Linked DNA regions of Mus musculus: region 1 is linked to region 2. Evidence: chromatin loops called from intact Hi-C (ENCODE). Cell type or tissue: gastrocnemius. All regions are shown on one strand.

Region 1 (2,500 bases), 100 kb after region 2:
TATATTCATGCATTAGTGCTTCTTTCAGCCCTCATCTGAGAGGCTTCTTGGAACAGGTGCTGATTAACACAGAGATTCACAACTGGTTAATGTGCAGAGAATAGGAGACTGTCTTGAACGAGACATCTATATTATATCCCCTTCCCTTAAGTCTCAGGGAATATTGTGAAAGGAGGGCAGAGATATTGGAAAAGCCAAAGGAGGTATATGCCTACAAGGATACAATGCCTTCTGGATGTATCAGGACCCTTGTACAGCAGTTGTGACAGCATGCATAAGACCTTGCAAGAATAAGCCATGGAGATTAGAGGTGGGCATGAAATCCCAGTCCTAAATAAGGACCTGTCAGGAGGTGATAGTTGCAAGGAGCGAGGGAATCATTCGGTCCTTAAGAGCATGGCCCCTGGTGGGCTGACCATGCTCCAGTGAGAGGCCACATATTCAAGAGTAAACGTGCAGCATCAATCGGTATTGAATTTATTTTACAAAATGATACAGTTAGGTGGGCAGGGTAGGGAGGGGGGATCTGGGAGGAGACTAGGGGGAGGGGCTGCATATGATCAAAATAAACAATATAAAATTCTCAGAAAAACTAATAAAACTGAAGGAAAAACTCCCAAACAATACAATCTGAAATAAAAGAAATCTATAAAGAGATACTCCACCAAAGATTACAAACAGGTGGTAAATAAACGCATGGAAAGACTTCCAATGTTATCTGTAATTGGGGAATTCAAGTGCAAAATGGGAAGTGTCACAAACACCCACCCACCAAAACACCCACTAAAGAACATTGACAGCACCATGTCCTGGCAAAGAGAAATGAGCTCCCTAACACCTTAGCCTGTGAGAATGTAAAACAGCACAGTTCCTTTGAAAGAAAGGTTGATGGTGTCTTTAGAAGCAGAGGAAACAGGGATGACTAAAGAGGTAAAGATCTCAGTGTTTAAGATTATGGGCTGCTCTCCCAGAGGGCGTGCTTGGTTCTCAGCACCCATGTCAGGTGGTTTGCAACATCTTCAGGGATGCTGTGCCTCTGGTTCCTGGCTGTACCTCCACCCATATTCATATGTTCACACGGAAGCAGATACACGTGCAAAATTCATAGTAAAATAAATCTTAAAGTGAAACCAAAGAAAACATCCAATTTTCATACGTAATCAAAGCAAGTATGCTTCAAGTATTTATCCTTGGGAAGTGGGCTCTGTGCTCAAATGAGATCTTAAGATGAAAGCTTATAGCAGCTTCAGGAAACATCATTAAATTCATAATAGCCCAAAGCTGGAAAGAACTGAAGTGTCTTTCAGTGGATAAATAAACTGAGGTGCATTTGTGCACGTTATTTTAGTCAGCGATAAATTGCAACGAACTACTGATTAGTGTTCTGGATGCATCTGTTACAATTGTCCATTTACTTTTAGGAAATTTTATTTATGTGCTTGGGTATACAGTGTGTGTGTTTGTGTGGGTGTGTCTGGGTGTGTTGGAGTGTGTCTGTGTATCTGTGTGAGTGCATGCCATGTGTGTTTGGTGCCACCCAAGAAGACCAGATGAGGTTGTGGGATCAACTGGAATTTGAGTTACCGGTGGTTTGTAGTCAACCAGTGTGGGTGCTGGGAACTAAACTCAGGTCTTTGAGGAAAGCAGGAGGTGCTCTTAATTGCTAAGCTATCTCCAGTTCTTTTTTTAAAATTATTAGATATTTACTTTATTTACATTTCAAATGTTGTCCTCTTTCCTGGTTTCCCCTCTGAAAACCCCCCTCCCCTACCCCTCCCCTTGCTCACCAAGCCACTGACACCCACTTCCTCATCTACACTGGGGCATAGAGCCTTCACAGGTCCAAGGACCTCTTTTCCCATTGATGACTGACTAGGCAATCCTCTGCCACATATGCAAATGGAGCCATGAGTCCCACCATGTGTACTCTTTTTTTTTTTTTTTTTGGCGATTTAGTCTCTGGGAGCTCTGGAGATACTTGTTAGTTCATATTGTTATTCCTCCTATGGGTTGCTAATCCCTTTAGCTCCTTGGATCCTTTCTCTAGCTCCTTCTTTGGGGACCCTGTGCTCAGTCCAATGGTAGGCTGCAAGGATCCACCTCTGTATTTGTCAGGCACTGGTAGAGCCTTTCTGAAGACAGCTATAACAGGCTTCTGTAAGTAAGCACTTACTGGCAATCACAAAAGTGTCTGGGTTTGGTGATTGTATATGGGATGGATCCCCAGGTGGGGTAGTCTCTGGATGGCCTTTCCTTAAGTCTTTGCTCCACACTTTGTCTCTGTAACTCCTTCCACGGGTATTTTGCTCCCCCTTCTAAGAAGGATTGAAGTATCCACACTTTGGTCTTCCTTCTTCTTGAGTTTGATGTGTTTTGTGAATTATATCTTGGGTATTCTGAGCTTCTGGGCTAATATACACTTATAAGTGAGTGCATATCATGTGTGTTCTTTTGTGATTGGGTAACCTCACTCAGGATGATATTTTCTAGTCCCATCCAT
Region 2 (2,500 bases):
AGCCAAGTCAAGCCAGCCACAAAGGGGCTGTAGATAGCATCTCTTTGGTTACTCCTTTTTCCTCCACAAATGAGGCACTACTAAGATTTATCACTGTGAGATTGAGACAAGAGTTATAGGTGTCTGGCCTCCTGTCTCTGCACCACCGTATATTTCTTTAATGAAGTGTGAGACCAGAGCTCCATAAATTCCCATAGTAGCAGAAGCAGGCAGGAGCTCGTCAGCGGAGCTATTCAGGGAGCCCAGCATCACTCTTTGCGTATTAGAGAAGTTCACAGCTGGCTAAAAATAGGCTTGGAGAGAAGAAGTCGCTTTTAGACCGCAGCTCATTTTGGATTTCTCTGGAGCCCCATTCTGGGCCACCGTGTATTTCCTTTTTCCTTTCGTTCTAGTAAGAGCACCCAGGCGGGTCAGAGACAATAGCTGCATGGTTATCTTTAGTTCCACTGTGCACTGAAAGCAGAACTCCGAAGAAATAACAGTAAGCCCCGGGGTACATGGACTGTTACTGCTTTTTAATAAGCGCTAACGCGAATCGAGTCTTTCCTGTGTCCTGGTCTCAGTGCTTGCTTTAAATTCTCAAAACAACCCCAGGAAAGAAAAAAAAAAGCTATTAATAGCCTCCTCCCATCTTTAATGAGGAACCAAAGATTCAGAGCAGACAAGCAACCTGTTTCCAGCCATAGAGCCCTGGGGTGTGAACCAGCGTCTGATTCTTTTCAGAGCCTGCACCCTCAGTGCCACCCCTGTAAGGATACACGCGCCTTTCTGCATCCCATTAGTATGACTCTTGTTGTAGGCCAATGAAGCAAGCAGAGGGGGACACTCCAGGGCCTCCTCGGGGAACGGACTACACACATGAAACCGGGACTTGAACTGTCAGTTTTGGAATCTTTCAAGACACAGGCAGCTCAGTCATGGAGTACACGTGGAATCCTCTCACGAGACTGCGTTCTAAGATTCAGCAATGGGTCCTCTGTCAAGGAACCAGCTGGCCCTGGGCTGCCCTGATTTATTTAGGGTCTTTGAAAGACATGTTCCTCCCTTATACCTGTAGTGAGCGATGTTTGGTACTTGTATGTACGACCTCAAATGTAATACTGTTTTCACGGTTGATCAAGCAGTCCTTCCTTCATATTGCAGGATCGAAGTGTGAGTTGGAGAGGGTAAATGTCTCCCGTGGAATGCGGCCAAGTTAGCTGATAAAGCTAATACCAGATCTCTTTGAACGTTTAAATTATCGAGTGACAAGAGAGCTGAGCCTTAGTTTATAGGGCTGAGGGTAGGTATTGTGCACGTGGATTTTTTTTTTTTTTGAAATACCTGAGTTTTGAAAAATAACGGTGTTCTGCCCACATTTTCAAGCACAGTGGTAGTCAAAAGAAAAACTCTATGGAGGTAATAATACCTTGTATTTTAAATACTACTTGTCTCTGAAAAGCTCAAAGCACTCTATAATCATTTCCTTATTATCACTCTCAAAACTTCCTGGGTCAAAAAGTTACAAAGTTTGTATCTTAACAAACGGGCCTCAGTTTCCTCTTTGGACATAAGTGGTTAGATGGTGAAGTTATCCTCTTAGAACTGTCAGTCCCAACAGTTTTCCTGCTCTCCCCTTCCCCAGCCTCAGAAGCACCCTCCCAACCCCCAACCCCTGCCAGCCAGGAACCCTGCTTAACTCTTTGTAAACCTAACAGGGGAGTCTCATGGTATAGAACCGTGAACTATTTCAAGTTACAAAGGTTCATGCAGGTAAGGCTAAAGGTGGAGATGCTTCCAGGTGGGCAGGGGCGAAAGGCCAGAGAGGTACGGTGGCTCCCAGTCTGTCAATTTGGATGCTTGGAATTGGTGTTTGTCTTAGGGTTTTACTGCTGTGAGCAGACACCATGGCCATGGCAACTCTTATAAAGAACAACATTTAACTGGGACTGGCTTACAGGTTCAGAAGTTCAGTCCATTATCATCAAGGCAGGAGCATGGCAGCACCCAGGCAGGCATGGTGCAGGAGAAGCTGAGCGTTCTACATCTTCATCTGGAGGTCAGTAGGAGACTCTTTTCCAGGCGGCTAGGACTAGGGTATTAAAGCCCATGCCCACAGTGACACACCTACTCCAACAAGGCCCCACCTTCTGATAGTGCCACTCCCCGGGCCAAGCATACATAAACCATCACAGTGTTAGGTAGTACTTTTATGAAAATATTTTGTTGTAGTTTTAAATAAAATAAAAGTGGTCAGTGAGACCCATCTTTTTTATTTTATTGAAGCTCTGCCTCACTACAGGTTGTACGTACTCCCCGACTCTTAGTGCAGACCCACAGCACAGGGCTGAGACCCTGGGTTCTGGAATATGCGTGACTGAGCAGACTTCTTCTTAGAGAGTGAAAGGGATTTATTCTCCCCGAGCACCTTGATTAGAAGACTCAGGAAGAGGCAGGCGTAGCAGTTAGCACATGCTGTTTCTAACTAGTCCCCAAATGGTTCTCCACCTCGACTAGGTCA

What was found. A loop is a pair of places that touch in the nucleus more often than their neighbours do. Peaks named below come from ENCODE experiments on the same cell type or tissue, not always from the same donor. Only the 100,000 strongest peaks of a DNase experiment are listed, where the experiment ranks them.
Region 1: it touches region 2 in a loop (5-fold over the local background); 2 of 42 quality-filtered maps call a loop at or near these places.

The regions. Positions count from the first base shown.
Region 1 is chr16:24,241,976-24,244,475 of GRCm38, reverse strand. All of the region lies in intron 1 of Gm31814 (a long non-coding RNA gene), which reads left to right. Among named protein-coding and RNA genes, the nearest start is that of Gm31814, 20 kb to the left of the region's middle. In gastrocnemius, no CTCF peak of the experiment used is centred here; no DNase peak of the experiment used is centred here.
Region 2 is chr16:24,345,996-24,348,495 of GRCm38, reverse strand. No RefSeq gene overlaps it. Among named protein-coding and RNA genes, the nearest start is that of Lpp, 46 kb to the left of the region's middle. In gastrocnemius, no CTCF peak of the experiment used is centred here; no DNase peak of the experiment used is centred here; H3K4me3 peaks cover 897 bases; H3K27ac peaks cover 1,602 bases.